Linked DNA regions of Homo sapiens: region 2 is linked to region 1. Evidence: read pairs that join two places in POLR2A ChIA-PET (ENCODE). Cell type or tissue: OCI-LY7. All regions are shown on one strand.

The links. ChIA-PET counts read pairs that join two places held together with the same protein. Peaks named below come from ENCODE experiments on the same cell type or tissue, not always from the same donor. Only the 100,000 strongest peaks of a DNase experiment are listed, where the experiment ranks them.
Region 2: POLR2A ChIA-PET joins it to region 1 with 8 read pairs; 3 of 35 experiments call an interaction of 5 or more read pairs at or near these places.

What each region holds. Positions count from the first base shown.
Region 1 is chr20:63,720,624-63,724,623 of GRCh38, reverse strand. The region is part of intron 2 of ZGPAT (zinc finger CCCH-type and G-patch domain containing); the gene reads right to left. Among named protein-coding and RNA genes, the nearest start is that of LIME1, 14 kb to the left of the region's middle. In OCI-LY7, no CTCF peak of the experiment used is centred here; no DNase peak of the experiment used is centred here.
Region 2 is chr20:64,076,664-64,080,663 of GRCh38, reverse strand. It overlaps RGS19 (regulator of G protein signaling 19), which reads left to right and starts at 1,146. Exons shown (of 6, transcript NM_005873.3): 1 at 1,146-1,370; 2 at 3,710-3,807. The coding sequence starts at 3,778. It overlaps OPRL1 (opioid related nociceptin receptor 1), which reads right to left and starts at 582. Exons shown (of 5, transcript NM_182647.4): 1 at 312-582. MIR6813 (microRNA 6813) reads left to right here and starts at 3,654; the gene lies at 3,654-3,709. RefSeq lists silencers at 1-171, 565-1,244. In OCI-LY7, CTCF peaks have their summits at 1,228, 2,933 and 3,135; DNase peaks (open chromatin) are centred at 733, 1,003, 2,333, 2,493 and 1 weaker place; H3K4me3 peaks cover 3,838 bases; H3K27ac peaks cover 3,772 bases.

The DNA of each region.
Region 1 (4,000 bases):
CAAATTCACAGGAAAGAAAAAGGGGCAAAAAAAAGAAAGGTAAAATATGGATGATACAAAAAAACAAGTATACTTTTTTTCTCTTTGAATTTCTTTCTTTTTTAAATAGAGATGGAGTCTCGCTATGTTGCCCAGGCTGGTGTTGAACTCCTGGCCTCAAGTGATCCTCCTGCCTTGGCCTCCCAAGGCTTTGGGATTACAGGCATGAACCACAGTGTCCAGATCTTAATTTCTTTTCTTTTCTTTTTTTTTTTTTTTTTAGGCAGAGTCTCGCTCTGTCATCTAGGCTGTAATGCAGTGGTGCGATCTTGCTCACTGCAACCTCCGCTTCCCAGGTTCAAGCGATTCTCTTGCCTCAGCCTCCCGAGTAGCTGGGATTACAGACACCCACCACCACACCCGGCTACTTTTTGTATTTTTAGTAGAGACGGGGTTTCACCATGTTGGCCAGGCTGGTCTTAAACTCCTGACCTCCGGTGATCCACTCACCTCAGCCTCCCAAAGTGCTGGGATTAGAGATAAAAGCCACCATTCCTAGTCCCTTTACTTCTGAGATAAGATCTGCACCCAGGCTGGAGTGCAGTGGCACAATCTCAGCTCACTGCAGCCTTGACTTCCCAGGCTCAAGTGATCCTCCCACCTTAGCTGGGATCCTCCCCCAAATAGCTGGGACTACAGGCGCGTGCCACCATGCCAGACTAATTTTTTGTAATTTTGGTGGAGATGGGTTTCGTCATGTTGCCCAGGCTGGTCTCCAACTCCCTGGCTCAGGCGATCTGCCCACCTCAGCCCCCAAAAGTGCTGGAGTTAAAGGCATAAGCCACTGCCTCCAGGCAACTTCTTTCAAAATACTTTTGAAGCAATAATTATAACGCTGAAGAGCTGAAGTTATAACATACATAAATGTATATATGGCAATAATACATGAAGGAGAAGAGGGGATGGAGCTATGTCAGAGGAGAAGGGAGGATGGAGCTATGTCAGAGGACAAGGGAGGATGGAACTATGTCAGAGGAGAAGGGAGGATGGAGCTATGTCAGAGGAGAAGGGAGGATGGAGCTATGTCAGAGGAGAAGGGAGGATGGAGCTATGTCAGAGGAGAAGGGAGGATGGAGCTATGTCAGAGGAGAAGGGAGGATGGAGCTATGTCAGAGGAGAAGGGAGGATGGAGCTATGCCAGAGGAGAAGGGAGGATGGAGCTGTGTCATAGGAGAAGGGAGGATGGAGCTGTGTCATAGGAGAAGGGAGGATGGAGCTGTGTCATAGGAGAAGGGAGGATGGAGCTGTGTCATAGGAGAAGGGAGGATGGAGCTGTGTCATAGGAGAAGGGAGGATGGAGCTATGCCAGAGGAGAAGGGAGGATGGAGCTGTGTCAGAGGAGAAGGGAGGATGGAGCTATGACACAGGAGAAGGGAGGATGGAGCTATGTCAGAGGAGAAGGGAGGATGGAGCTGTGTCATAGGAGAAGGGAGGATGGAGCTATGTCAGAGGAGAAGGGAGGATGGAGCTGTGTCATAGGAGAAGGGAGGATGGAGCTATGCCAGAGGAGAAGGGAGGACGTCATAGGAGGAGGGAGGATGGAACTATGTCAGAGGAAAAGGGAGGTTGGGACTGTGCTATAGGAAAATGGAGGGGGAACTATGTCATAGTACAACGGAAGTAGATCTATGTTATAGACACGTTGCCATACTTAGGCTCAGTGCAGTCGCTCACACCTGTAATCCCAGCACTTTGGGAGGCCAAGATGGGCGGATCACCTGAGGTCAGCAGTTCGAGACCAGCCTGACCAACATGGTGAAACCTCATCTCTACTAAAAATACAAAATTAGCCGGGTGTGGTGGGGGTGCCTGTAGTCCCAGCTACTCAGGAGGCTGAGGCAGGAGAATGGCGTGAACCTGGGAGGCGGAGGTTGCAGTGAGCCGAGATCACACCATTGCACTCCAGCCTGGGTGACAGAGTGAAACTCCATAAAAAAAAAAATGCTGTACTTTAAGTGTTAAGTTAGTAATAATCTGAAGTACATTGTGGTAAGTTAAAGATGTACATTGTCATCTCTAGAGCAACCACTAAGAAAATAACTTAAAACAGCATAGCTAAAAATTCAGCAACAGAGCTGGATATCACCAAAATGATGGAGTTGGCAGCTCCAAAGATCCGTCTCTCCAGCAAAGCAACTATTCTGCTGTCAAAACTGTCACAATAAACTTTTTTCTATTCAGCTGTCAAAACTGTCACAATAAACTTTTTTCTATTAAACTGTCAAAACCTCCCAATAAACTTTTCTGTAACTCTGGTGTCTACGAACCAGATGACTGCTCAATGAAGTAAGACCCTGCTAAATTTCAGGAGGACAGCTGGGCTATTTCTGCTCAGCCACTACTACCAGCTCACATGTAGCCATGGGGAAGGCAACCTGTATTTCTGATGTGGCTTGCTGGTGTCAGAAGGGATGATACAGACCTTTTCTCAAGGAATCCTGCTTATGCATTTGGATCTTTCTAGTGTCTCCCTGAAGGGCTTGCCTTTGTTTCACCCCCTCGAACTCTCTCAGGGCTGGGGCAGCCTCCAGGGTCGTGCTGTTGATGGCATTTTTTTTTTTTTTTTTTCCCCGAGATGGAGTCTCACTCTGTCGCCCAGGCTGGAGTGCAATGGCACGATCTCAGCTCACTGCAACCTCCGCCTCCCAGGCTCAAGCAATTCTCCTGCTTCAGCCTCCCGAGTAGCTGAGATTACAGGCACCCACCACGCCCAGCTAATTTTTGTATTTTTACTAGAGACGGGGCTTCACCATGTTGGCCAGGCTGGTCTCGAACTCCTGACCTCAAGCAATTCACCCGCCTCGGCCTCCCAAAGTGCTGGGATAACAGGTATGAGCCACCGCGCCTGGCCTGAAGGCATTTACAGGTAGATACTACCTGAAGTTGTGGGGGAGGGACAACAACAGATGGGCAAAGAGCTGACAGAAAAGCCTAGGAAGGAAGAGGCTGGGAAAAGAGCTACATGAAGGTCTAAGGGCTTTGGAAAGCTCCTGTTCATGCTTGGAAATCCAGAAGGCCATGCACACAGCTGGGGCTAGACAGGGGCTCAGAAACACCTGAGGAGGCCCTCAACTTTCACCTCTGGTTCATCCTTAGGCTCCATGGGAGCAAGAAGTAAAGGCTGAGGAAAAGCCGTGAACAGCCTGGCGGACACTGAAGGACTTGCCCCAGTACAGAGGCAACCTGGAAAGGATGGAAGACACTCTTTATCCTTTTTTTTTTTTTTTTTATTTGAGACAGAGTCTCGCTCTGTTGCCCAGGCTGGAGTGCAATGGCGCAATCTCAGCTCACTGCAACCTCCGCCCCCTGGGTTGAAGCGATTCTCCTGCCTCAGTCTTCCCAGTAGCTGGGACTACAGGCAGGTGCCACCATGCCCGGTTAATTTTTGTATTTTTAGTAGAGACAGGGTTTCACCATACTGGCCAGGCTGATCTTAAACTCCTGACCTCAAGTGATCCACCCGCCTCCACTTCCCAAAGTCCTAGCATTACAGGCGTGAGCCACTGCGCCCGGCCTCTTTATCCTTTTTGCCACTAGATATTTAAAGAAATCTCTTTCAAAGCACAAGCTAACCACTAACCTAAAAGAACAGAAACAAGCACCCCTGACAGAATATAATCTTTATTTAAAAAGGTCAGGAAAGTAACTAAACAAACGAGAAACGACAATCCACAACAAACAGCAACAATGAACCCTGCAGAGGGCGGAGGATCTGATTTTCAAAGTAACCACATTATCATCTTCAAATTGTGCAGGTTTCAACAAAAAATTACAAGGCATGCAAAGAAACAAGAAAGTGTGGCCCATTCACCGGAAATAAAGAAATTAACAGGCCGGGTGCGGTGGCTCACACCTGTAATCTCAACACCTTGGGAGGCCAAGGTGGGATGACTGCTTGAGCCCAGGAGTTCAAGACCAGTCAGAGAAATGTAGCAAGACCCTGTGTCTAAAACAGTAACAA
Region 2 (4,000 bases), 360 kb before region 1:
ACGTCTGTACCGAGTCATAAAGGATGAGAAGAGTCGGCCAAAGGGACAGGGCGTTCGTGGCAAAGGGGACAGTGTGGCCTTAAGCTTTAGGACATCTTGGGACACACGGGTCAGCAGGGACTCTGCCAGGCCCCACAGGAGACATTCGGCATGACTCCGGATGCAAGAACCCGCACCCCCAGTTCTCCCCAGCCCCGCAGCACAGGAATCTCCCCCTTCCTTGGGAACCCCCCACAGCACAGACAGGCGGCTCTTAACCCAGTTTTACAGACGCGGCTCACGGAGGCGAGGGGTGGGCCGGGCTGGCGTACCCGCCGATCGGTCCTTTGCAGCAGCCTCCTCTTTCCCAAGCTGGGCAAGCAGCATATGGGGCCCAGCTCTCGTGCCTCCACTGTCGTGGAAGTCCCACACGGATGGCAAAGCAGGAACGGCCCCGCCGAGCAGAGTCGGGGGCCACGGCCACACCCCCATCTACTACCGTGCGGCTCCGTCCGCCCGGGAGCCAGGGCTCCACTATGAGCACCTCGACTCTCCGGGCCACCCCCAGGCGACTGTGGGGGCCGACGCGCGGGCGGGGCGGGTGGGGTGCGGAGCCGGCCGAGCGCGGGGCGGGGCGCGGCGGGCGGGGCGGGCCCGGCGACCGCCGGCGCGAGGAAGTCCCGGCCCCTGGCTTTGGGGAAGTGCCGCCGAGGCGCCTGCGCACTGCGCCCCCGCGCCCCCTCCCCGACTGTCGGGCCGGACCTTGGAGCGCGCGGGCCGGCGGCGGCGCGAGTGGCTCGGGAGCGCGGCTGGTGAGTGCGCGCGCGCAGCGCCGGGGACAGCGGCCCTGCCCCTCCCGGCCCGGGCCCGGGGACCGTGCTGGGCGGGAGCTTCGGGAGCCGGCGCACGGGACTCGAACCCCAAGGGCTCCCGCCGCCAGGTCCACGTGGACCCTGGGCCGCAGTGGAAGTGGAGCCCGCCCCCCGCGCGTGGGGGAGGGGGCGCCGCAGCCGGGTTCCCCTTTTTCTGGAGCTCAAAGCCTGGGGAAGTGATTGCTCAAAGGTGGGGGCCGGAAGAACCCAGGTTTCCGCGTCTCCCTCCCCCTCTCAGCCCGGTGAGGAGGGGCCGGGGCGGGACACCCTGTCCGCCCCCGCCCCCACCCCGCTGGATCTGGCAGCCACTCAGCCCTTCGAGCTGTAGGGGAGGCGCTGCGCCCCCGGCCCCAGCCGATCGGGGGCTCCTGGCGCTAGCCTCCCTCCAGAGCGCCGCAGGAGTCCCTCCTGCCGTCTGACTTGAGTCCCTGCTGCTGCAGTGCACGCCCCTTCGGCAGCCAGGGTGGGGCCCAGACCCAACCTGGCCCCTCCTGCCCCCACCCCGCCTTTGGGTCGCTGGTGAGTAGGGAGCTTTGAGGTAGGGGTGGGGGCGTCAGAGGCTGAAGAAAGAGGCACCTGGAGGAGAACACAGGCTTCTCCAGACTGGACCCTAACAGCAGAGAGAGGAGCGTGGTGGGTGGGCCACCACCACCATTTCAGAGGTGGGGAGAGCTGGCCTTCCCTGGAGGGGCCAGGCCAGGGCTCGCCCACCAGCCAGATGTGGAGGGTGGCAGATGGGAAAGGCCCTGGGTAGGAGCTAAGGACTGAGAATGGAGCCCCTCTTCAACCCCCCTCCCAAAGGTTATGACATTTTTTTCTGGGATTGTCACATTTTCTTATTCTTTTTTTGGACTGGGCAGGCTCTGGGACGTTCTTTTTCCTTCTGTGGAGCAAAGCGGCAGCCACTCCCAAGGGATCCTCTATCCCCAGAGAGCAGACGTGCCGCCTATCCAGCCTATCCCATCCCAGACTTGGGGGCCAAAGCCTGGGAGGCTGGGGAAGGGGGTCCCCAATGCCAGGTTGACAAGCAGGAGGACCCTAGTTGAGACTCTGTATCCCCCAGGAGAGACGGGGGGAGGGTAGCCTGGGGACATGGGTTGCCCCAGTTGACCTGAGAAGGGTACAGGAAGCCAGGTCCAGGGACAGGTGACCAGGTCCAGGGCCTGCAACTGGGAAAGAAGGGGCTGGCTCCCTGCTCTGCAGCAAATGCAGCCCCTAGCACCCCGGCCCTGCACCCCTAAACACGTCCCCTCCTCCAGTTCAGAGCTGGGGTGGAGATGGTAGCCCAGGGGGACAGTCTCAGGGGTGCTAGAGTGTGGGGGAGGACCCTGGGTGGGGACAGAGAGGAGGAAGAACTGCTGCCTGGGGAAGCCACAGACAGCCCCGTCTGGGTACAGCTACCAAACCTCAGGTTGCCACGCCCCTTCCTTTCCCTAGAAACTTGACCCCTGAAAGAAAGCCCAGCTGCAGGGCTACTTTCGGTCTCCTCATCTACTTGCTAGGAGCCCGTGGGACCCCCAGTCTCAGAGGAAACTGGGCCGGTGGTGAGGGGCCAAGGTCCCAGGGGATGCTGCACCTGCCCCAGACTTGGGCCAGGGCAGTGGCCTCTGCATGCCCAGGCCTCGGGGGTATTGGGGGCCCTAAGAGTGCAGAACTCCAGCACTGTCTCTTCTGAGGGCCATTCACACACCGTCCCAGGAGGCCAAGAGAAGCCAACCAGCCAGAAACAAGCATTCAAAGGCCACGAGCTAGGGGAGGCGTGGCGGGGGGATGAAGATTGAGAAAATAAAGTAGAATCAAGTTGTGAGCTTCCTGGCCAGGGAGGGTGGCGGCACATGAGGAGGGTGGCGGATGTGCACGGAGGCCCCTCCCTGCCCTGGGCAGAAGTGGGCGCAGGTGTTCACAACTGCCTCCGGGGCACTGATTGGCCCCCCTGTACCATCGCCCAAGGAGACTTGGGATTCGAAGTGGCATCTTAGGTGGCATGAGGGCCACTCACAGCTTTGGCGCTCCTGGTGCACCTCCCCTGCAGACGGTGCAACCAAATGCTGGGAGGGACATGCACCACACCACACCCCCCTCAGGGACTCCGAGGCTTCGACTGGGGAGCAGGGTGCCCCCCACCCCTGCCACCCCCACTTCCCTGGCTGGCGCACCCTGTGGTAGGGCCTTGGTTCCACAGCAGTTTCACAGCCTAGAGGCAGTGGGCAAGGAGGGAGGGAAGTCTTGGGTGGGAGGTAGCAGGACCAAAGAACCATGTTTGGGGGGCATGTCCCTCCTCACCGGGGCCCTGCCCCCCTTCCCACACCCTCAGCAAGTCCAGCCTGAGTCCCACTTAAATCCTCACTGCTGCAGGTCTAGCCTGCTGCCCCTGGCTGAGACCTCTGGGACCCACAGACAGACCTGGACTCTTGGTGGGAAGCCACTCTGCCCACTCCCCACCCCAGACACCCTAGAAGCCAGTCTGGCCACCACCCGCACGCACCAGTTGGTAGCCCCAGACTCTCGGGGCCCCTTTGGGAGGGGCTGGGAGCCGGAAACCAAGAAAGAGGAACCCAGGCTTCCGGCTTCCCAGGGAGTGAGCGGATGGGGGTGTCTCGGAACCTCCAGTGGGGGCCTCATCTGGGGCCCAGCCTGGGAGGAGGGGCCAGAAGCTGCTGCAGCTCCCTCCTCAATGATCCTGGACCCCCTCCCAGCCCTGCTGTAAGCTTGGGGTCGGGGTAGAAGCCCTAGGCAGAGCTGGGTCCAGAGGCAGGAGCAGGCCCCGCTAGGGAGACACCCTCTCAGGACCCCTCCTAAGGGGTAGGCAGGGGCTGGGGTTTCAGGTTCTCAGTCAGAACCTTGGCCCCTCTCCCCAGACCCCCAGGCTGTGGTGAGGGTCTGAGAGCTGGTACCACGGAGCCTGGGCAACCTCCTCCGCCCACCCATGCCCACCCCGCATGAGGCTGAGAAGCAGGTATGCCACCTCCCCCTCTGCCTCTGCTCCCCTGGGGGAGATGGGGTGGGGCAAGCTGAGGGGCCACAAGGAGCTGGGAGATCCCTGAACACCCGGGAGGCCAGAAGGGTCATGTGCCTGGGAACAGGGCTACCCATGGGAAGGTGGGGGAGAGGTGGAGAGTCTGGTGGGTTCTGACCTGAAAGCTGAGGTA